Linked DNA regions of Homo sapiens: all the other regions are linked to region 1. The links are chromatin loops, found by intact Hi-C in ENCODE. Cell type or tissue: B cell. All regions are shown on one strand.

The links. Hi-C counts contacts between places; a loop is a spot of excess contacts. Peaks named below come from ENCODE experiments on the same cell type or tissue, not always from the same donor. Only the 100,000 strongest peaks of a DNase experiment are listed, where the experiment ranks them.
Region 2: a loop joins it to region 1, with 12 times the contacts of the local background. A loop is called at or near these places in 3 of 110 quality-filtered maps.
Region 3: a loop joins it to region 1, with 2.7 times the contacts of the local background. A loop is called at or near these places in 26 of 110 quality-filtered maps.

Annotation. Positions count from the first base shown.
Region 1 is chr6:144,214,855-144,222,854 of GRCh38, reverse strand. It overlaps TRL-TAA1-1 (tRNA-Leu (anticodon TAA) 1-1), which reads right to left and starts at 6,308; the gene lies at 6,226-6,308. RefSeq lists silencers at 5,952-6,001, 6,213-6,677 and enhancers at 6,092-6,221, 6,552-6,841. In B cell, CTCF peaks have their summits at 3,367, 3,567 (motif pointing right) and 6,479; DNase peaks (open chromatin) are centred at 3,564, 6,444 and 6,574; H3K4me3 peaks cover 1,802 bases; H3K27ac peaks cover 3,368 bases.
Region 2 is chr6:145,811,717-145,819,716 of GRCh38, reverse strand. FBXO30 (F-box protein 30) reads left to right here and starts at 4,922. Exons shown (of 3, transcript NM_032145.5): 1 at 4,922-5,114. The region is part of intron 1 of EPM2A-DT (EPM2A divergent transcript); the gene reads right to left. RefSeq lists enhancers at 3,832-3,901, 4,959-5,513 and a silencer at 4,742-5,281. In B cell, a CTCF peak has its summit at 4,554; DNase peaks (open chromatin) are centred at 4,836 and 5,496; H3K4me3 peaks cover 2,650 bases; H3K27ac peaks cover 1,793 bases.
Region 3 is chr6:144,261,451-144,269,450 of GRCh38, reverse strand. No RefSeq gene overlaps it. Among named protein-coding and RNA genes, the nearest start is that of UTRN, 20 kb to the left of the region's middle. RefSeq lists enhancers at 2,545-3,278, 3,279-4,012 and a silencer at 5,572-5,772. In B cell, no CTCF peak of the experiment used is centred here; a DNase peak (open chromatin) is centred at 3,860.

The DNA of each region.
Region 1 (8,000 bases):
TTGGTAGTCTCTTATTAGGCAAAAAAGGAGGGGCAGTGTCAGGCAGTTGGTTGATGTCAGTGGTGGAGTCTTTTGAAAGGGCTGGTTTCTGTTTAGGCCTTAGGGAAGAAAGCCTGATCCTGGTTAGTGAGGGAGAGGATATAAGGAGGCATGTCTGACCTCTCACCTCACCATGAGTGACAACTTAGTTTTCAAGGTTACTCTGGGGTCCCCCTTGGTTAAGAGGAGGTCTGTTTAGTCAGTGGGGACTTAGAATTTTATTTTTAGTTTACACACACAATGTACATCCAACAGAATCAATTCCATGAGCAACTTTTGCCTTTATAGCAAAACTGATCTCACAGTCAATCCATATATACACTTTATGAGAATCACTAAAGTATAACAATAGGTTCATCTATTGATCATTTTATATGCCAGGCACTTTCTAAGCATTTTTTCAACTTTACGTTTATCTCTTACAATGAATTGTTTGGTGGGTACTATTATTGTCAACTCCATCTCATAGGCGAGAAAACAGGGACTTGGAGAAACTGAATAGCCAGTCTAAAGTCACATAGCTACCAAGGGTTGCAGCTAGGATTAAAAATTGAACTGGCAGACTCCTAATCACAGTTCTTGTGTTGCCTCATAGGACCTATGCTGTGTATTTCACAAACACACACAATTCTGTGTTTATATATACATTAAATTGTGGAATTGAGGCAAATATTCAACACTCTTTTAAATAATCCATCTTATCCATGCAACTTAAAAAAGTTACCTTATTCAGTAACTGCCAACCTTACCATGCTATGGCAGTGAACAAAATGGCTGAAAATACAACCTAAACCCAAAGATAAACTTAGAACTTGAATTGCACAAGTGTATTGTCTAGCCTACCCAGATAGAAATGACTCAATGACTCAAAAACTACTTAAGTGTTGCCTCTTTGGGCTTCTGAATGCTTTTTTTTTTTTTTTTTTTTAAACAGAGCCTCACTCTTTCATCAGGCTGGAGTGCAGTGGCGCCATCTCGCCTCACTGCGAGCCTCGACCTCCTGGGCTCAGGCAATCCTCTCGCTGCAATCCTCTCACGCAGCCTCCTGAGTAGCTAGGACTACAGGCATGCGCCACCACACCCAGCTAATTTTTGTATTTTTCGTAGGGATGGGGTTTTGCCATATTGCCTAGGCTGGTCTCAACTCCTGGGTGCAAGCTATCCGCCTGCCTCGGCCTCCCAAAGTGCTAGTATGTCAGGTGTGAGCCACTGCTCCCGGCTGACTTCTGAATCTTGATTAGTAAGGTCCACCCTAGCTGAACAAAGAAGAAGAGAGGGAAAAGAAGTAAAAGAAGTATGAGAATGCCTGAACCCACAGTGTATTAACTACATTTTTAAATGTTCTGTATTTTTAATGCTCTGGCATCTGGGGTCTTACTGATTGGGCAGAGATTGTCCCTCCCAAGGTCAGCTAATTCCTAGAGACAGGAGACAACTCAGAATAGCCCTTACACCTCAGAGCCTGCTGAAATTACTCAAACCAGCCAATCTTAAGCATGCTTACCCTTTCTTGCCCCCTTTTTTCCTGCAAAAGCCACAATAAAGGCTGTTTGTAAAAATCTTACTGTTTTTTCATTCTTATTTTAAAAAAATTTTATGGGTGCATAGAAGCTGTATATGTCTGTGGGTACATGAGATGTTTCGATACAGGCATACAATGTGAAATAATCACATCATGGAGAAGAGGGTATCCATGCCCTCAAGCATTTGTCCTTTGTGTTACAAACAATCCAATTACACTCTTAGTTTTATTATATTTTATTTTTTATTTTACTTTATTTTTGAGAAAGGGTGTTGCTCTGTCACCCAGGCTGTAATGCAGTGGTGTGATCACGGCTTACTGCAGCCTTGGCCTCCTGGGCTCAAGTTATCCTCCCACCTCGGCCTCCCGAGTAGCTGGGACTACAGGCGCACACCACCATACCTGGCTAATTTTTGTATTTTTCATAGAGATAGGATTTTACCATGTTGCACAGGCTGGTCTCGAATCCCTGGCCTCAAGTGATCCAACTACTTCGGCCTCCCAAAGTGCTGGAATTACACGCATGACCAGCTGCGCCCAGCCACACTGTTTATTTTAAAATGTTTAATGAAGTTGTTATTGAAAATAGTCACTCTGTGGTGTGATCGAATAGTATGTCTTATTCATTCTATTTTTTTTTTTTGGTACCCACAATAAAGGTTGTCACTCATGCTTTCCCTTCAATCTTTCTGCCACTGACTGATCCCACTCCTTCCCCATTTGGCCCTGCATGGTGTGGTGTGACTCCTGTGTCTAGGAATCTGCAACATAAGAATTGCTTCCTTCATGACAGTCATTTTTGTGTCCTGTCCTACTGTTCCTGATTAAAATAAATCCACAGTACATTTTAAAACACATACCCTGAATAAGGATTAATATGTGTACAACACACAAAATGAATTATGAATACTCAATGGATTTCAGGGTAGTTCACTTATTCAGCAGGTATTTGTTGAGTGCATGTAATGTACTGGAGACACTCTGCTGGACGAAGTTTTCATTTCAGTTCTGTAAGGACCCACTGCCGACCCTTGACTGGTGTGGCTAATGAGACAGTTCTGGCCCTGGCTGGCTTACATTCCACAGTCAGAGGTTGTCACTGCCCAATGCAGCCTGTTCACACTGGGACATCCACTTTTTGCTTCAGAGCCCTTAATATTGAGTTTGGCCTTTGCCACATACTAATCTACAACCTGGGATTCTGCCTCAATGTTATTTTCTTCTCAAATGATATAATAAACAACAAAAGAATCATTCTTCTCTGCCAGGCAGTCTGATAAATGGTTCAGAGGCATCAAAATCTATTTTGATGAAAATGAAACATAGGCTGGGCTGGTTCGCAATCACCCTTTATCCAGTAGCAGAGTAATGAGGCGATGCAAGGCACCTGGGATTATGTTCTCTGCCTCTTACACAATATCTTTGAACTAAACAGACTTATTAAAACATGGAGCATTACCATTTATCCCACTTGAACAATTAACATATGGGTGAGATTCATAGCATATATTGAATTTGTTCTTTAGCTAGCTGCAATTGTATTTGAAAGTAAAATGAAAAACAAGCAAAATAATTAAGGCTTCCAAATTCCAACTTCCTACTGAGGACCAAGAACGCTACTTGTTCAGGATCTCTCAAATTGGACATGACTTCTGTGTTTTAAAGCTGATGGCTAATCCAGATATCTATTATCCTTCAACTTCATAGCCAGATTTGGAATTGGAAAATGAACTGAAACAAACAAAGAAGATGCAGTGCAATAAAGCTTCTATTGATACAATGAAAATAATGTCTCGTGCAAGTTGTATCAGTGATTCAGGATTATTTTCAATGGCAGGTTTATCATTAATGATTACAAGAGAAAAAAGAAAGTCAATTTACTGGCTGACATAGATATAGCCTGAATCTGCTTCCAAACACAGTAACTGTGGAGCAAATTATCAGAATTCTATAGTCAGAACAAGGCAGACAGAATTTAACAAAAAATTTGCCTCAACTTAACCAGTAGGTGTCACTGCGTAAATACATTGGTAGCAGCTTTTCCTACAGAGATCTATGTAAAAGCCCAATAGAAAATAAACAATTTTGAATAACTTACAACTAGTTCAAACCCACAGAGAATGTTTATAAAGCCACACTGTTAATTTTTAATTCAAAGGATTGACTTAAGTTCTTTTTGTTAAAATAATTATTAGAAAATCATTATAAGTTTAGTGGCAGTATACAAATTTAATGATTCAAATTTAATTTAAACTAATGTAAATTTAATTCAAACTAAGTTAACGATTCAAATTTAACTTCAATATATTCGCTATGTTTTAAGAACTTTTGAAAATATATAAAGAATCTAATATAACAAATCTGCTTTTCAAGGAAAAAATCCTGGGCTTTTAAGGAGGAAGAGAAAGACTGAGCTCAGTCTAACTGGCTATTAACAGAATTAAACAATTTTTCCCCCAAAATATTTTCTACCAATTCAACATGCCCCCCATCCCAAGCCTATAAAGACAGACCAAGATTCTCTACATCGGTAGACACAGATACTTCCAAATGTAACACTTGTCAGGTTCCTTCTGTTGCAAATCCTTCAGGGCATCCTGGGCATCATACTTCACAGGGCCCCCAGATGGCTCCCACGTGGCTTACCCCACCTGTATCTGTCTCCCTCTCCCTCTTGCCCCTCCCTCATCCCTGCTTCTCTTCTTTCACCTCTCAACTAAAGCTGGCTCTCTGAGGAAGAGTCAGGCCTTCCCAAACCACTCCTTTAGCACCTTGGGCATAATTCATATTTTTTCATTACAAATGTGGCTTATTAAAATCTCTGTCTCTTGCTATCTGAGCTCACTGAGACAGAGGCCGGGTTATTTATCTGCACATCCCAAGTATCTAATAGTGAGTGGCTCAGAGCCTGTTCTCAGTTGCTGGCAGGATGTTTATTTCCAAAATATGTAGACACTCTTTTTCTCTTTCCTTTTTGAACAATTCAATTCTAAAGCCATTACATGAGCTTAAGCAATGTATAGATCTGCACTGGGGAGGCAGGAATTCAGGGAGTTACAAACATGGACAGGGAGACAAAATAGAACAAAGTCTATAGTGTTGGATCAGAATTGGAGGTATATATAAACTCCTTGATATACATAAAGATATATGAATAAATATAGATATATATTTATATAGATATACAAATAGATAAATATGCACACACACACACTCCTTAATTCTGTCTACCCAGAGGGCCTGGAAGTAGCAACACCTCAAAAGCAATGAGCACACCTAGCACTGAGACCTTGGTTTCTAGATACCATTCTCCACTAAAAGGAACCAAGGATCTTTAGAAAATGGCTGATTCTAGTACTGGGTCAGGAAAGCACAAGGTAAATCTGGACCATCTTGGAGTAGGAAGTAAGGAAGTGCTAAAGAATAATGCAGACAGGTCAAAAGTCAGCTTGAATGGGCTGTCACTGGCCCAATCTGAGACACTCTGAGCATCAAAATGAATGAATGGATTGTAACCATTAATTAAAATAGGGCACCATGGATACATACGTACATAACTTATAATTCCATAAATAATTGAATAAAATGAAAATTTGATAAGGCACCGGATATTACACAGCTTCAAAGCACTTCCCTCTAAAACAGGTACTAATCACAAAGGGAAAACAGTAACTTTACAGAGGAGAAGCCTGGCAGAGAAGCAGGCCACACGGAAATCATGCGACCTGAGAGGCTGCCGTGAGAACACTGCATGGCTTCTGTGGAAGTCCTGCTAAATAAACAGAGCCTGGATCTCATCAGGAGGAAACACCAGAAAACCTAGACTGACAAAGGGACATTCTACAAACCGGCTGGCTTGTCAGCAGAAGTGTCAAGATCATGAAAGTCAGCAGAGGCTGAGGAGCTGATCCACACGGAAGAAGCCGAAGGAGACAGGACAAGTAAATGCAACGCATCATTCTGAAGAGGAGCCTTTTGCTATAAAGAACATTCTTGCGACAACTGGTGACCGATTGCGCACCGAGGATTAGATGGTATTAAATCATCAATGTTAATTTCCTGATTTTAATAGTAGTACTTGGGCATCCACTAGGTATTTTACTTTTAAATGATTCAAGAGAGGAAAAAAAGTTATTTGCAGTGTACTTGCAACTTTTAAAAATTCTTAGATGGCTCTCATTAAACAAACAATTTTAAAGGGAGAAGAAGAAAAAAAAAACTTGACCACGCTGTATTTAAAAATTCTAAGCCGAACCCAAGTTGGAGTGCATTTTACATCTAGGATGATACAGTCTCCGCCTTCTAGGAGTTAATAGAAGAGTTGTGTGCACAAAATTAACATTGGCGGGGGAAAAAAAAGGGAGAGAGAGAGAAAGGGAAAAAAAAGAGAGATGCATTTTTCACTTTTTTGCAGAGGCAGTTTTAAAAATACCCTCCAGGTCACAGCCCTCCCCCTCCCGGCCGCCTCCCGCCCCGCAGCTGGGGAAGTGAGCAGAGCTCTGAGGGCCGCCGCCTGCGCGGTCTCTTGGTGGGAAGCAGGACTTTGCGTGTGAGCGTTGCGCTTCTCCCAGCCAGAAGTCGGAATTCTAATGTCCAAGGCGTGGTGTGTTCAGTGAGATTCGTATTTTTAAAAAATAAAATGATTTAAGAGAAAAACCTAAAGCTACCAGGAGTGGGGTTCGAACCCACGCGGACATATGTCCATTGGATCTTAAGTCCAACGCCTTAACCACTCGGCCATCCTGGTGCAGACGTTGAACCTTGTTTTTGCTCCGCTTACAAGGCATCCTCTACCTCCTCCTGCCCGCACCCTCCCTCCAGAACGCAGAGAGTTTTCGCCGCCACTGTCTCGGCTCTCTCAGCCCGGGCTGGGGCGGCCGCCACGCCGGTACCTCGGTTTCTCGCCGCCGCGGCTCACTGTTGCCCCCGGCCCGCTGCGGCAGTGAAGACAACTGCAGCGGAGCGGCGCGCTCTCGGTTGGGGTGGAGGCCGCGGCAGCGGCGCTCGCGGGCCTTTGGCTGGGGCGAGACTCCAGGCCCTCCAGTTGCGCTTTCAGTTTCGAGGTGCGCGGGCGCCGCAAACACACACCAGCAAACTTCTGGGTTCCTGGGAGCGCGTTCTGGAGGCGCCTGGTTGGTGGTGCAGGGACGCGGCCCACAGGGCGGCGTTTAGTTTGTGTTGTTCTAAGCAGAGTAGGTTTCAAGGAATGAGGTGCACGGGCAGCAGCAGAGTTCCTGGACCCCTGCCCCTAGGGGCCGCTTTTCTTCTTCGCACGTGCCACAAGTCACACGGGAGGGAGGCTTTGTAGAAATGCGCGTGTCGGCTGTGCCACGCCACATGCAGGGGAGCGTGGCAAAGTCGCCCTTCCTGGTGGCTGAAGGCACCATCGCCACTGCACAGTCTTGGATGCAGCGCAGTGGCCTCCTCTTTGCCCCCGCTACCCTACGATGCAATGAGATATTTCTGTTCCCCTTCCTTGTTTTGCAATGCTGTCCTTCCTTTCTGTGCACATGAGATTCAGTTTGTCCTGTTATCCCTTTTCCCAGGACTTCCACTCCATTCCCCACTACCCAGGACCTCATATCTACCACAGAACCCAGAGCCCAGGCTCTGTGTTGTGGAGTGGTAGGGGCCTGTGGCTGAGCTGGGATCTGGCAGCCACACGACTGTCCGGCCACGCCCTTGTTCATATGGTGCAGGCAGAGACTTCTTCATCAAGAACTTCTATCAGCCTGGAGACTGCACACACTAACCTCACTGTGCAAGACCTCACCAATGGCTCTCCTACTGGGTCACATTGTAAGAACTGTCTTGCCTCTTCCTGGAACTCCTGTGATCCCTGGGAACACGGGCTGTCACGAGCCTGCTGCCCTGGTTCTTGGAGTTTCCGCCAACTCTTAGAGAACTGCCCCTGCGAGAGGGCCTCAGGATAGTAACCGGGAGAATCACCCCCTTTACACTTTGCCACACAGCATTGTAAGCTGTCAGAGGCCTGCTCCTGTGTCCTGACCTCAACAGCACCCCTCCTTCTAAGCGCCAGGCCCGGCCCTCCGAAGTACACGACAGGAGCTCAGGCAAGAGCAGTTCCTCGGGCCTTGCCCTGCGGTGCTGAGAGAAGAAAGGGAACTTAGACTCTGCCAGGGTCAAGAGGCAGCCACGTGGTGATGACATGGGGTCACCAGAGTGCCACCTGCCACCTGCCACCCGCCATCTCCATTGTATGGCGCCAAATTGTCAGAGGCCACAGTCTTGATAAAAATGGCTTTCAAGGCACTGAAATGATAATAATAACACGGATTGAGAACATGTCACTATGTGACAAGCATTGCTCTAAGCTCTTTACATATATCTTCTCATTTAATTTTCAGCTGAGCGTCGTGTTGCGTTCCTGTAGTCCCAGCTACTCGGGAGGCTGAGGCCAGGGGATTGCTTGAGCTTG
Region 2 (8,000 bases), 1.6 Mb before region 1:
GTCACATATGTATTTGTAGACAACTGATCTGAAAGGACATCTAAGAGATGTCCTCTCTTAGATGTCCTCTCATCTAAGAGATGAGAGAAGGCTACCTAAACATCTGCTTAAGCACAGACTAGTACCCATAAGTGCTAGCTTCCCGAAATGCAAATACCACACCTTTGAGGTACAACCTTTCAGGGAATGGGATTTTTCATTTGTTTCTTTATTTGTTTAATGAGCATATATTCTGTATGCTAGACACTATATTAAGAAATCTAATTGTAATAACTCAAACTGTGAAACACTGAAATGCACATGATAATTTCAACAATGTCTTATAGCAAGTCTGTGGTGTACAGGAACAAAACCTTGGTCTTCTGCTTTTCTAATATTCCAGGCTGCCTTGGTTCAAATTCTCTTGATAATTTATATAAAATTGCAAGGTTGACTTTGGGTTATGAATATTAGCCTTGGCAGGCTGCTTCCAAATTATCATATAATTGTATGTTAATTATCATATTCCTCATACTTCAAATGAATTTATATAGGAAATATAATTATAGCTACTAGATTCTAGACTCTGGGAATTAGGTGATTCAAACCGGCTCTTTCTCTCTTGCAATCCCGTAGGAGCATATCATAAAAGAGGAATGGTATTTCCCACCACAGTCCCAGCTGGTAATTCTGATTGTCCCATGATTTCACAGCTGCAAATCAGCCCCCACCCAATCACACTTGTCTCTGGCAATGATCCTTTCCTTAATTAGAACATGACTTAGACTTTAGTCCTAACTTATCTGTTGCCTTGGCCCTGGGCTACCTGAGTACAGGCTGGTTTAGTTGGAAAAGAAAACCTACTTGAACATAGGTCTGTTTGACCTAACATTGAACAAAGGGAAGAGCCATTTGTCTGGCTGAATTTACTTTATTTAGCAACTGAATTTATTTTCTTTGACAACTTCTCTCTCTTACAGTCTAGTCTTGTGTCTAGGCTTTGTATTTGTGGTGTCATTTTTGTAGTTCTTATTCCTTCCTCAACTTGGGTATAGCCTCTAGAAAAAGCCACTAGGTCTTGTCCAAGCCTGTATGTGACAGCATGTGGGGTGTGATGTGAGGAACAAGCAAGGCTTTCCTCTAAGGTAGCAGGTAGGTCAAACCTAATATTGCCCTTTCCTCCTTTTTTTAAAAAACCTTAAATTTCCAGGGTCCCCGTCACTTCTCTTGAGTGGCTAAGTCACACAGATGAGAGCTTTCCTCTAAAAGTCTATGTCAAAATACATGTATATTAGAGAGGAGGGCATATTTAAAGAAACTTGTGATTTCTGGCATTCTTTCTGCTCACCTTACACTTTGATACATTCTCTTGGAAAGGCACCAATAGAAGGTAAATAGAAGATACACAGAAAATGAGGATGGGGTGAAATGACAGGAAAAGTAAACATTTTATTTTTCAAATGACAAATATTCATTAAGCATCTACAATGTACATGGTAGTATACTAGATAGTTGGGGAACATATTAAAGTGATGCAAAATCTGCTCCCATGAATTTGGGAGATAATCTGTGAGCCAATATCTACATGTGAATCTATATGTTTCACATATAGATTTGTGAAAAAGGTAACAGTGCCATTTGGTACATGTAAAAGTGCTCAAAACAGATAGTATTTGCTACAGAGTCCTCTCAGAGAGGACATGGTATTAGAGCTGTATAGTTAAGAAGGAGGAATCTCAGATTTATTATTATACTGTATAATCACAGGTGGCTTGGAATTGGACTGTGCATAGTGTTTGGTAGAGAAAAGAAGGAAACAAATCAGGCTACAATGAAAGATTTACTTTGAGCAACTGCAGACAGGAGTTGAGACTGTATCTCATGGGCTCTAGATAGCCATCTGCTATGGTCTGAATGGTTTTGTCCCCTTCTCAAAAATTCATGTTGAAACTTAACCCCAATGCAACAGTGTTGGAAAGTATGGCCTTTGGGAGGTGACTGAGTTTTAAGAGCTCTGCCCTAATGAATGGGATTAGATGCCCTTATAAGAGGGCTGGGCAAAGGGAATTTGACTTTTGTCCCTTCAACTTCTGCTATAAGGACAGAGCTTTCCTCCTCTCCAGAGGAAGAGGTGTTCAAGGTGCTATCTTAGAAGCACAGATGGGATGTTTACCAGACAACCAAATCTGCCCATGCCTTGATCTTGAACTTCCCAGCCTCCAGAATTGTGAGAAAATAAATTTTTCTTCTTTATAATTATAGTTTCTTGTAATTTATAATTACCCAGTCTGTAATATTTTGTTATAGCAGCATAAACAGACTGTGACAGTTAATACTGAGTGTCAACTTGATTGGCTTGAAGGATGTAAAGTATTGATCATAGGTGTGTCTGTGAGGGTGCTGCCAAAGGAGATTAACATTTGAGTCAGTGGGCTGGGAAAGGCAGACCCACCCTTAATCTAGGTGGGCACCATCTAATCAGCTGCCAGTACAGTTAGGATATAAAGCAGGCAGAAAAACATGAAAAGGCTAGACTGGCCTAGCCTCCCAGCCTACATCTTTCTCCTATGCTGGATGCTTTCTGCCCTTGAACATCAGACTCCAAGTTCTTCAGTTTTGGAACTCAAACTGGCTCTCCTTGTTCCTCAGCTTGCAGATGGCCTATTGTGGGACCTTGTGATCGTGTGAGTTAATACTTAATAAACTCCCTTTTATGTGTATCTATCCTATTAGTTCTGTCCCTCTAGAGAACCCTAATACACATACTAAAACATCATCCCAGCCAGGTGAATATAAAAATAACAAGATAAAATGGGTGTCTTAGGAAGAATTGTGTTGATAGGGGATTTGAGATAGGAGATACTGCAGGAGAAAGGACTGGTTAGGCAACAGCAGACATCCAAATTTGTTTAAGACAGTAATGTTAAAAAAAAAAAAAAAAACTTCAGCCAAATTAAATTTAAAGGAGTTTGAGCAACGAACAATTCACGCATCAGGCAGCCTCCTGAGCCAGAGTAGGCTTTGAGACTCCAGCGCAGCCACATGGTGGAAGATGATTTAGGACAGAAGAAGGAAAGCGACATACAGAAAACGGAACTGAGGTACAGAAACAGCTGGATTGGTTACAGGTTGGGGTTTGCCTTATTTGAACAAGGTTCGAACAACTGGCTACATTTGATTGGCCAAACTCAATGATTGACAGAAGTGTGGGCTATGGTCTGTTTACTCCTCCACTTATTATAGTTCACGGTGTACACAGAAACCTTTAGGCTGAACGTAAAATATGTAAGGAGGCTGCTTTAGGCTAAACTTGATTTAACAGTAACTAGGGATGAAGGTGAAAGAAAAAAAGGATTTTAAATAATTGTCTGGACATGGAAAATTATTGAGATGAAGGGACAAAGAAGACAATGAGGTTTCCAACCTGAATGACTCAACTTCAGGCGAGTGAGGGTGACCTAGTGTCAGCTAGGTGACTTAGTAAAAGGTAAAGCCCCAGATCTCAATAAGTATAATTAGAGATTCACAGAATTTTAAAGCTGGAAAGGGCTCTAGAGATAATCTATTTTAGATCCTTTATAAGAGGACAGCTAAAGCAAAACAAAGGTCTGTGACTCAATCCAGGACAGTGAGCATTGAGCGGGGCTATAGTGTAGCAGCACCTACATCCTCTCCCACTGGGCCATCCTGCCTGTTTCCCCATCCTGACCATGTAGCTCTCTGGACAGTGGCTCTCAAGGTCTGAACCGAGGACCAGAGCCTGTCTACAGCCAAATCAGGCAAAATAAGGGGAACAGATAATTTTTCAAAAAGTTAATCATTTAAGGAATCAACCTTTACTCTGTAATCTAAGTTCCTAACTCAGTTTTTGTTTTGTTTTGTTTAATTTACGGATCTGAAAAACCCACAGGCTTTCTCTGTAGGATAGCAAATTATGTGTGAGCTCTCTTTCCCAAAGCACAACAGCAAGGGGTAAAGATGCAGCCACAAAAAGGATGACAACAGTGTTTTCCTGGCTCTGCCCCCATCCCCACTGCCAGGATTACAACCATCTTTCCTTTGTTGTAATTCTCTTGCGACGGGGTGGGCAGGAGTCCCCGACAGAGGGGTGGGGGCGGGTGAGCGGCTCCCAACACCCAGAGCTCGGAATCACTGTCCCTCGGCCGTAGACCAAGGCTTGGTGGTGGTAGCGGGGGCGTGGACATCCATCCATTCTTTGATACAGCCCTGTGGGATTTCTTTACTCCCCAGTCATATGTAAGGTACACTGCAAAAGCGGCTTCAAGTCCCCTCCCCAGCTAATTACCTTCGCGGAATGACGCCTCGGCCCCTCACAGAAGCAGACCCTGGTGGGCTGTCCCGTCCGGGCTCCAGAGAGGCTCCGCCGCCCGCCGGGATCCAGGGCTGAGCTCTCCCGGGGGGAGGTAAAACCCGACAGGGGATAACGGGTCACAGCACCGTCCTGGCACTAAGTCACGGGACTTGGGCACGCTGAGTTAGCCGGCGGGAAGGCCTGTGGCGGCAATCACCAAAGGTCGAGCAAGGGCGCACCCATTTCCTCCAAAAATGAGCTAAAGGGAAAGCAGTGCCCCAGAGTCAAGGGATCGGGGCTGCTGCTCCTTCGACTAGCGGCGCGAACAAGTCATGCTACTTGGGCCTGTTTCCTCAACTGTAAAATGAGGGGTCTAGGATTCCCTCTGGGAATGTACGATTCTAAAATCGAACAGGGTTTGGTAGCACCGCCGGGGCGGAGCCTTACGGGGCGCCGCGGGAATCCAACGACAGGACTCGCCACAGTGGGAGCTCTCTCCAGACCCTACTCTAGCCACGACGCTGCGGGGTCAGAGGGCGGCGTGCGCGTCCCCGCCGGGACTGCGTGCGCGTCCCCGCCCAGCTGTCGGCAGAAGCCGGGCCGGGTGGGCGGGGCGCAGCGGGGCGGGGCGCGCGAGGAGGGTGGCTGCCTCTGGAGCAGGCCGGGAGAAGAGAAAAGGCGGCGGCCCGGCTGGGGAAGAGGGGCGGAGGAGGCGGTTCGGACGGCTGTGTGGGGTACGGAGCGTCGCCGGGACAGAGCGGAGCAGCTGGGCACGGCGTCCAGGGCAGCTAGGGCCTGGGCCGCGGTTCGGCCGCGCCGGCCGGTGAGTGACGGGAGGCCCGCAGGGGAGGCCGGCGCCGTCCGCGCTGCGGCGGGGACGAAGGCAGCGGCCGGGCAGTTTGAGGCCGCGGCCGGGACCGAGGCGCTGGCGCTGGCGGCCGTGGGGTTGACGGGCCCGGCCTGGAGCAGAGGAAAGGCGGCTGACCCCGGTCCATGCGCGTCCCGGGTCGGCCGTCCGGGCGCCCTGAGAGGGCGTCCGCCGCGCTCGTGTCCTCGCCGGGCCGCATGCCGGGCCAGCCGTTGAGGTCAGCAAATGGCGACTTAAGCCTCGAGGGCACCGACCTCCGTGTCCCCCCCAGTTTGTGTGTCTTTGTATTGGGAAGGGACGAAGGAGGAGTTAAACTTAGGGAACCCTAAGCTTCTCGTTCCGTCTGGTTTTTAGAAACTTGGGTTATTTGGGGACAAATGGCTTAAAGTAAGACTGGGGAGGCATCATCCACTGTCTGCACGGGATGAGCAAAGTTGGTAACTTTGCCATTCATGGAAGTGAGAGGATCTTAGCCTTAGCCTCGGTCCTTATTAAAGGGGAACTTCCTTATTTTGCAGACCTGAGGTTATTTGTGTTGTTCCAAGACCTGCGCCTTGGAACTCCTTTGCTTGGAAGGGGTTTATAGAGCGCGTGCTGAATTCAAAGTAATCTGCCAGTATGTTTTTAACGGGTATATTTGGGAGTATAGAGGCAAAGAGGCAAAACAGTATGTGTTTACCAATGTCCTAGTACTCCATTTCCCTCTCCCTTTCTCTTGTTTTTCTTATTGAGCCCTGTTGTAAGTCCCAGATAAAAGATGCTTGGGAACGAATTGACCTTTTATTCCATGATTACTTCGTTGACTCTGATCCAAGATGAAGTTATTTATGGGCATTCTGATATCGGTGTAGATTAATTTAAAATCTTTTAATACAAAATCCCAAACTTTTTAAATTTTAATTTCCATTTGCTAAATTTCAATACTGTTTGTTCTTTAGAGACCTATGGAAATTATATTAACAGGTTTTGCATTTGCTCATACTAAGGTTTTCCAAAGCAGTCCAATTGTTGACATGGCAAAAGGAAAAGAGTAGCATAAAATAAACCTTTAGGATTTTTCAGAGGGTTAGATTTCAATATGCGGTTTCCGCTGAATCACTCTTCTTCATGCTTAGTCACTGTTTCTCATCACAAAAGTTTAATTGGGGATAACATGGTGTTTTGCTGACTTTTTAAATTGCCAATTTGTTTTTACCTAGCACTTTAATGCCGTGACGTAACTTTTTTTTTTTTTTTTAATTCTGGAAATGGTGGAGTTTCGTGAATGCTGTAAGAGAACTGAAGTTTCGAATATAGGCAAACTTTAATGTATACCAAGTGTACTAGGTATTTAATTTCAATCCAGTATTTCTCCCGGTCTAGCATTGGGAGACTTCTTCTAAAAAGTGTCCTAATATATCATTAAAAAGCAATATTATATAAGTAATGCTAACGTGTATAGAGAGGTACTTTAAGGTCACCAAAATAGGCATTGGTTAATGCTTACTGTTTGATATAACATGTTTCTAAGATGTGAATATTTTAATGGATAAGCGCTATGCTATTCTGTATGATTTTGGATAAATATTTTAATTCAGTTCCTAAGACTGCTTATTTGATAGAAGGAGTTAGTACATATTATGGAATGTCATTGTATTTGTAGAATTTTTTGACATAAAACAATTGAGTCAAAGGCTGTATAAAATATAAATTCAAATTCAGTGTGATGAAATAGAGGAGATTGGCCTTAGACAAGTTGCTTCTATATTTTAGGTAGCTAGATGTTAGATACAGACAAGCGGATCAGTTAAAACCCAGTCTGTGAAAATCTTTTTTTTAAAGAATGAGTAATGTTATTACTAGGTAGTTCTTCATATGATTGCATTTAATTAATGATCTCATAAAAATAATTACACGTAAAATTTTTGTGTATATAAGTGTGGCTGTTGTGCAAATCGAAGTACATCTGGTTTCTGAGAACTACATGTTTATATCCTATTGGACACACACATAATTGTAAACAATCTTTGTAAAGTTCTAGATTGTTTCCAGAGTAAAGTAATTGCCTCAAGGTCACTAAGCTGAGACTCTTTGGAAGCCCATTCCCTCATGTCATGTTACCTGTTTTAATAAACTGAGTTCTACCGTTTGGGTGGATTATTTTTATCTGAGTATCAACTCAAATAGGTTCTAGTCCGAGTATTAAATATTTATTAATACTATTTCAATTTCCCATGTAAGTCTGTGATTTCATTTACTTATTTAGTGGAGAACGTTGCAAGTAGTTAGATTTCGCTTTGGAATAAGCTACTCATGACCATGACTCTATTTAGAAATGAAAGATATATGTTTTGATATATTTTATCTGGAACAATAAAACATGAAAAAAGTCCATATAATTAGGTCATCCATTTTATAAATAAAAAGAACGAAAGTTTAATAAAAGAATGTACACATTGTAATCCATTTAGCCATTTGGGACTGGAAGCTAGTGCTTTGAGTTGGGAATTTAAGGATAATGCCTTTTTGATTTTGTCTAACCACCGCCCCCCAACCCCACCTCTTTTTAAACAGTAAGATAAGATGCCTAACTAGGGTATAGATTTATTATGATTTTTAAAGCTGAGTGCACCTGATAAACAGATCAGTCACCAGAGGTACTATGCACTAATACCTCTGGACTTTACAAGGGATGAGATTTGCACTGGAAGAGCTTATAACTGATTGCCAAATTTGAAATTTCATTTGTGGACTTAACTTGTAGAAATGGTTAATTAATTGAACAAATCTGTCTATAGTTTTATATCAGCCTTACATTGGAACAGTATATTACTGTTTTAAGTATATTTTATCTAATACCAT
Region 3 (8,000 bases), 47 kb before region 1:
GTTAACAAAGCTCCCTTTGCTTTGTGGCTCAACATTTCTAGGTCACAATAGTGGAAAATTAAGTGACTTTATAAACAATGAAGCTTCATTTGATCTGATCCCAACACTGTTAGTACGCAACCATCTTACACAATATTTTCTAAATTTATTTCATACGAAAAACATCAGGTTGAAATGTTTAAACCCAGCAGCTTAACATAAAACAATCATAAGTTTGTTGACTGCATTTTTCATTTCCCATAGGAATATTCTCAATTGAATAGAGTACTCAAAGCTTTTATGTCTCCAATTATTTCTCCATTATTATAAAGTAAAAGTGACATTTTGTAAGCTTTGAGTTACAAGCCTTAAACTTCTGTATGAAGAGTATGTCATACATTGTGATCAACTTAATCCTTCCCATCTCAGCTGGTTAAGCTGGTGAGACCAATACTGTTGAAACTGTGCCCAAAGATGCAGATAAAAACCAAAAGCATTTGTTGAAAAATGTTTTGAATAGTCATGCCTTGCAGTTGTACAGCTCTATACATTTTTTAAAGGACTTTCTCTTTTCTGCTTGGATGTCTATTTTTTCCGTATTGGCATATCTAAAACTGAACTTCCCTTCCATATTATTTCCCTCGCTTCACTTACCCAATCCATTCAACTGGAACCACATTTCTCATCACTCCAGCTTGAACCTAGTATTCCTGCCTCTCCTCCTCACACTCAAAATCTAATTGATTAAAAAGTTCTTTTTTTTTTTGATACGGAGTCTTGCTTTGTTGCCCAGGCTGGAGTGCAGTGGCACGGTCTTGGCTCACTGCAAGCTCCGCCTCCCGGGTCCAAGCAATTCTCCTGCCTCAGCCTCCTGAGTAGCTGGGACTACAGGTGCGTGCCACCACGCCCGGCTAATTTTACGTATTTTTAGTAGAGACGAGGTTTCACCATGTTAGCCAGGATGGTCTCAATCTCTGACCTCGTGATCTGCCTGCCTCCGCCTCCCAAAGTGCTGGGATTACAGGCGCGAGCCACCGCACCCGGCAATTAAAAAGTTCTATTGATTGTTCATTATATATTTTTTACATATCTACATTATCAATGTCCAATCCTACCACTGTACTTGAACTTGCCTTTGTACTTGAACTGTTGTATTGGCGTCTTAACTAGCCTCACTCAAACAACTCTTCCTCCTTCAATCCATCCTACACTTTGCCATCAAATCAACTTGTAAACATGGTAATCATGTTATTCAAAAATCTTCAATGGCTCCCAATTGCTTACAAGATAAAACTGGCCATTTATCTAATATCTAATAATATCAGTGTGTAATGGCCATTTATCTATAGTCTAATACCAACCCATGCTGGATACTCTGAGACTTTTCTAGTCACTTTTTGTTGAACATCTTTTACAGCTCACCCCCATGTCACTCTGTTCTTTCATCTGGAGTGCCTGCTCATATTAATGTAGCGCAAGTCTACCTTCTCGTTGAAGCTTTTCCTGAGTACTCATCTCATAATGATTGTGTCCTTTGGATTCTTCACACTTACTGTGAGTACCATCATTTAAAACATATCAGATACTGCCTTTTATAGTTGTCTTCTGTTTATATATTGAGTCTCCTAAACAAATGATAAGCTCCTTGAGGGCCCAGAGGCTGTCTGATCCCACCATGTAGAGTCACGTGGTATGTGTCCATTAAATAACTGACTGATAATGGGAAAGACTTTTTTTTTTTTTGAGACGGAGTTTTGCTCATGTCACCCAGGCTGGATTGCAGTGGCACAATCTCAGCTTGCTGCAACCTGTGCCTCCCAGGTTCAAATGATTCTCCTGCCTCAGCCTCCCAATTAGCTGGGATTACAGGTGCCTGCCACCACAACCAGATAATTTTTGCATTTTTAGTAGAAATGGGTTTTCACGATGTTGGCCAGGCTGGTCTTGAACTCCTGACCTTGTGATCTGCCTGTCTCGGCCTTCCAAAGTGCTGGGATTACAGGCGTGAGCCACCGCGCCAGGCCCAGGGGAAGACATTTTTCACTGACCCTTTCAATTGCCATGTAGATACTCAGCATTTAAATATATGTACATGGGGGTGGGGGGTGAACAATAAAAGACTCAAATTGGATTCAGTGTATACTGCTCGGGAGATGGGTGCACCAAAGTCCCACAAATCACCACTAAAGAACTTACTCACGTAACCAAATACCACCTGTTCCTCAAAAACCTATAGAAATAAAAAATTTTAAAGGAAATAAAAAACAAAAAACCAAAGGTATGTGTTTTGTTCAGGAGGGTAAAACATTGATTAACTTAAGACTTTATTAAATTACACACTTCATTAAAGTACACACATATATACATGCGTATATATATGTATGTGTGTGTATATACATTTTTATATATATGCTATAAATTCTAGGACATCCCATAAAATATAAAAAACAAAGATATAAGTTCTAAACTAGTAAAAGAAAAAAATAGAATAAGAAAAAATAAAACATGAAATGTAATCCAAAAAAGTAAAGAAGGAATATAAAAGAATGTAGAAAAGGCGGAACAATAGAATGCATAAAATAAAATGGTAGAAATGGAATCCAAATTAAATATATATATAATAATGTGAATTTACTTAATGCTGCTGTATCGTACATTTAAAAATGGGTAAGATGATAAATTTTATGTCATGTGTATTTTACTACAGTTAAAATTTAAATATATGTGCCAAAGTTTATGTTTTATATCTGAAAATTTTAATGTAATTTTGATTTGGATAACCAACTATAAATGAGTTGGAAGAAAATACTGGGTTTTCTGAGCTAACAGAGTCCTAGCTCTGTCAGAGGCCATTTATGTGACCTTAGGCAAGTTGCTTAACTTTTTGAGCCTCCACTGCCTGGCCTGTAGGATGAGTGGATGGATCCACTAGAAGACCTCCCAAGGCCCACCGAGTTCTAATAGTCTGTAATGTTACATCTCTCCGGAGAGCACACGTCATCTTTAAGAATTATGGGAGAAAATCCTCTACCTGGCTCCTGTCCCAGAATTGCAAACTGAGCCACACTAAGTGAACAGAACCTGTTCCACTCCCAGCCCTGCGGCTTCTAAAAACAGTTTTGAAACTGGTAGCAGCTGTGAATTTGGAGGACTCTGCTTCTGCCCCACCCCAGCTGTGCCTCTGTTTTGGGAATTCCGGCTGAGCTTGTACTCAGCCAGCATCCTGTCCTAGTAGCACTAACTGTACCTAGGCTTACTGGAAAGGGATAACCCTTTCGGGAGTCCACTTACCAAGTCTCTATTTCCAGCTCCTCCTGCTGGATGGGGGAGGGGTGGGAAAAAGAGCCTTTTCTTCCTTCAACTTCAAGACAACAGGGAGTGTTTGGGGAACAGGTCTAATTAATTAGCTCAGCAAGATTTTTGAGCCGTTTATTAACTTCAGATTTTAAGAGTTGGGACATTTGTCTGTTCTGCAGTTCCAAAATCTTTTAAAATATATATATTTTTCAATTTTCCCACTTTGGGGAAAAAATACTGTTCTGATGGTTGTTCTTTGAAATTAATTATGAAAGCTGAGATTGTTGGGGGTTTTTGTTTGTTTGTTTTTTGTTTTTTTGCTTTTTTCCAAAGTAAGAGCAGTTTTTGCATATTTGCAAAAATCTCTAGTTCATTTTTTAGCTCAGGGTAGTTATAATAACTACCCTGATATACAAATTTATCAACCAAAAAGGCAGTTAATATGAATAGTCTTTAAGAGTGCTAGCACACTGTAAAATCCCAAAGGCCCAACTTCTAAATGCAAAGGAGGGGGGTGGGGATTGTCATCTTAATTGTAGATCACTCGCCTACCAAGGCTTACCCGGAGTCCTGAACAATGGGGAAAGCCAAATACTTTAGGCCTGAGATCACCCGACTGTCAACCAACCTTCGTTTAAAAAGAGAAGCGAAAGAGGAAGATAGAAAAAATTTCTTCTGTCATTTTCTTAATAAGTATTTAAGTGTTTAGTGACCTGCTGATTTCTCTATGGGATTTAAGGCTATTTATATAAAGATTAAATAACATTGAAACTAAGTGAATGAGAAAACCTGTGCTAAAGAAAAATTATAGATTGGAAAGAAAAGAGATTAAGACACAAAAATATATGAGGAAATTTTTGCATATTTCTTTGGTGAGAATAAATACTCATTTAATCATCACTAAATGTTATTTGTTACCAGGACGGTACTAGTAAAAGGCTCTTCAAGAGCTATTCTGTTACGTGGCCCACTCCAGCTGTGTCAGAGCCCTGCATATTTTGCTTATCTTCCTTTGGCTCACGATAAGGTAATGAATACCAGAGTGTAGTTTGTTTAATATTAACCTGAGGGGTCGATGCCATTAACAGAGCCAAGATTCCAGGGACAAACCCCTTTAAATTCTAGAAGTTGCAATTTTCATTTTTCTTTGTGATCGGTTAACTGTCTCCAGTTGGCTGGGTGAATAGTATGGTTTCTACATGGTACCTTCCTGAACTTGACCTCCAGCCTCTCAGTGGTTACCTTGAGAAGCCAAGTGTTTGGATCCTGCCAGTGATCCAGTGGTTGCATTCATTTTTCTGGTTCTGTTGAAAGGAGGTTTTTCTGTCAGAGCTTTTGTTTCTAATATCACTTGTATAGTTTTGTGATGACGCTGCAGTTTCTTTAGAACACTTCAATACCATCTTGAGTTTTTCCCACAAATTCCATAACCAACACATGACACATTTTTAACATATTAAGAGTAGAACTGATTTTCTTTAATCTAGAAAATGTTCCTAAAAAGGAAACTCAATCCCAGCTTGTCTATCAGTTTCCCCTAAAACTAAGCTTTTCTCTGTTTAAGCATGATGTTCCTTCAGTGTTCAAGCTGGGATGTAGGTGGGAAAGTGTGCCGAAGAATTCTTCCAGAGGAGAGAGTATAAATGTTTCTACAGCCCTTTGACTAATCAGAGATAGAAAACCAGGGGCTGGGTGACAGCTCATACACTAAAGAATTCTAGCACTGGAAAAGAATGCTGCCCTCCGGCCAGTGCTTTCACAGCTACGTTTCCTCCCTCAAAGTTGGCCTTGGGTAAACATGGAGGAATAGGCATCAAGAGTGGAAGGCTGACATCAAAGAAGGAAGAGAGAGGCAAGAAAGAGAATTCGACTCCGGGGTTCTTTTTTGGCCACCTTGTCCCATTGTAAGAGCATGTATTCCAATTTTTACTCAGCAGAGAAGGTGACCATAAAGGTGAAAAACAGATTTCTCTCCTTCTATTTTAAGTAGAGCATTTCTCTCCTATTAGAGGAATCTCTCCTAAGGATTCCTCTCCTACTAGAGGAATCTCTCCTAAGTAGGAGGATTTCTCTCCTACTATTTTAAGTAGAAATCCATTTAAATTTATTTTGTGAACATTTAAGTAATTGTTTGCATATTTCTGTCTAAACAGAAGAGACCACAGACCACCTCAGAGCGCATGCCCTGGCTCTAGGTTCCGCTCCCATTTGCCAGTTGTGACATCAGGAAAATATTCAACCTCTCAGTTTTCATCATACCTACTTCATAAGAGTGATGGAGGATTAAACGAATATAATACATAAACCCATTTAGCATAACTCTGAAGACATAGTATTCAATAAGTGATTTTCATTCTTAACATTTTATTCAAAAGTACCTGATACATAGTCAATACCTATTTTGAATGTTTTCCTTTGGTTTTATTATGAGCCTGGGCTAATGCCTATAAACATCTTATTTCATTCTCAAACCTTATAAATAGGTGTGATACGTATTTTGCAGATAAAGAAACTGAATCTTAGTGCAATGCACTGAATGTTTGTGTCTCTCCAAATTCAATGTTGAGGCCTTAATCCCCAATGGGATGGTATTTGGAGGTGGGACCCTTTGGGAAGTGTTAGGTTTAAATGAAGTCATAATGTTACTAGAGGAGGGTGCCCAGGTTCTTGGCACCTTGCACAAAGAATTGGACAAAACGCACCAACAAAGCAGGGAAAGAATGAAGAAATTTATTGAAAATGAAAGTGCACTCCACAGTGTGGGAGCGGGCCCAAGCATAGGGGCTCTAGGGCACCATTACAGAATTTGTAGGGGTTTAAATACCCTCCAGAGGATTCCATTGTTTACTTGGTGTACACCTCATGTAAATGGACAGGATGAAATAAAGTTACAAAGTCGTTTGCTCAGCGAATGCCCTGTGGAGAGGATATTTCCTGTCACAGCTGAAGTGTGAATCGGCCTTATGTTCCGTGCCTCCAGACCCTAATTTCCTGCCTCAATATGGGTGGGGCCCTCATGATGGAATTAGTGCCCTTATAAAAGAGGGAGAGACCAGAGACCAGAGCCCTTTCTTTCCCCGATATGTGAGGATATAGCAAGAAGGTGTCTGTCTTCAAACTAGAAAGAAGCCCTTCACCAGGTACCAAATTGGCCAGCACTTTGGTCTTGGACTTCCTAACCTCCAGATCTGTGAGAAATAAATTTCTGATGTTTAAGCCACCCAACCTATGGTATTTTGCTATGGCAGCTTGAGCTGATGAAGACACCTAGCAAGGTGAAGGAAGGTCACCTGAGTTGACATAGCTAGTGAGTGGTTGTGCCAGACCTTGAATAAGTGTCTCATGCCAATGCCTTAGCCTTTTTGCATAAAACCGCGCTGCCACCCAATGTTAGAGGGAAGCAACTTGGGTTTCTCCAGACAGAAAGTTTCCCTAAGCCAGCCTGAATCTAGCTGGTATACTTTGCTATGCGTGATACTGTTGTCATATGTAAGTTACTTCGCTTCTCTTTGCCTTGGTTTCTTCATCTGTAAAATGGGGCTAATAGTCATACTGTATCCCACAGCACTGTAAAGAGTCTTATATGAAGATATGAAATTTTGAAATCAGTGTTTGACGTATGGTAAATTATAGTATTATTAACTTTATCATTGTGATTACTATTTATAATCCTGGGGTCAAACCAGATTAGCTTTTGGGAGATAGGAGGAAAGAACAACAAATATTATATTTTCAGCACAGGTTGTAAAACTTCATGTAGTGCAATACTTGTACAGGTAGTACAAGTGTATTACTTGTGGCTATTACCTATGTTTCCTGAAATCATCCCTGAGCATTTTAGAGTAGAACATGACTGGTCCCCCAGCAGAATCATGATTGGAGCTTTTAGAAAACACATCTCAATCCACACTCCTATCCCTAACCCCAGTCCCACCTACCTCCACCCCATTCCCATCCCAGACCACTAATCAGAATCTGAATTTTAAAAGTATCTCAAATTATTAAGATGTCAGATGTTAAACCTTTTTTTTCTTTTTTTCTTTTTTTGAGAGAGGGTCATGCTCTGTCACCCAGGCTAAAGTGCAGTGGCACAATCATGGGTCACCGCAGCTTCAACCTGTCTGGCTCAATTGATCCTCCCCCCTCAGCCTCCCAAGTTGCTGGGACTACAGGCACAAGTCACCATGCTTGGCTAATTTTTTTTTTTTTTTTTTTTGAGACAGTCTTGCTCTGTTGCCCAGCCTGGAGTGCAGTGGTGTAATCTCGGCTCACTGAAACCTCTGCCTCCTAGGTTCAAGCAATTCTCCTGCCTCAGCCTCCCAAGTAGCTGGGACTACAGGTGCATGCCACCATGCTTGCCTAATTTTTGTATTTTTAGTAGAGATGGTGTTTCACCATGTTGGCCAATGCCTGGCGAATTTTTAAATTTTTTTGTAGAGACAGGGTCTTGCTATGTTGCCCAGGTTGGTCTCAAACTCCTAGCCTCAGCCTCCCAAAGTGCTGAGATTACAGGTATGAACGAACATGCCTTCTAATTCAGTCCATTAAAAAAACAAACAAACAAACAAACAAACAAAACAAGAAGAGACAGAGAAATTAAGAGATTTTCCCATTTCCCAGGGTTCAGTGCTTTTTTTTTCTTTTTTTTTCTTTTTTTTTTGGAGACAGGGTCTCCCTCTGTCACTTAGCCTGGAGTGCAGTGGTGTGATCATGGCTCATAGCCT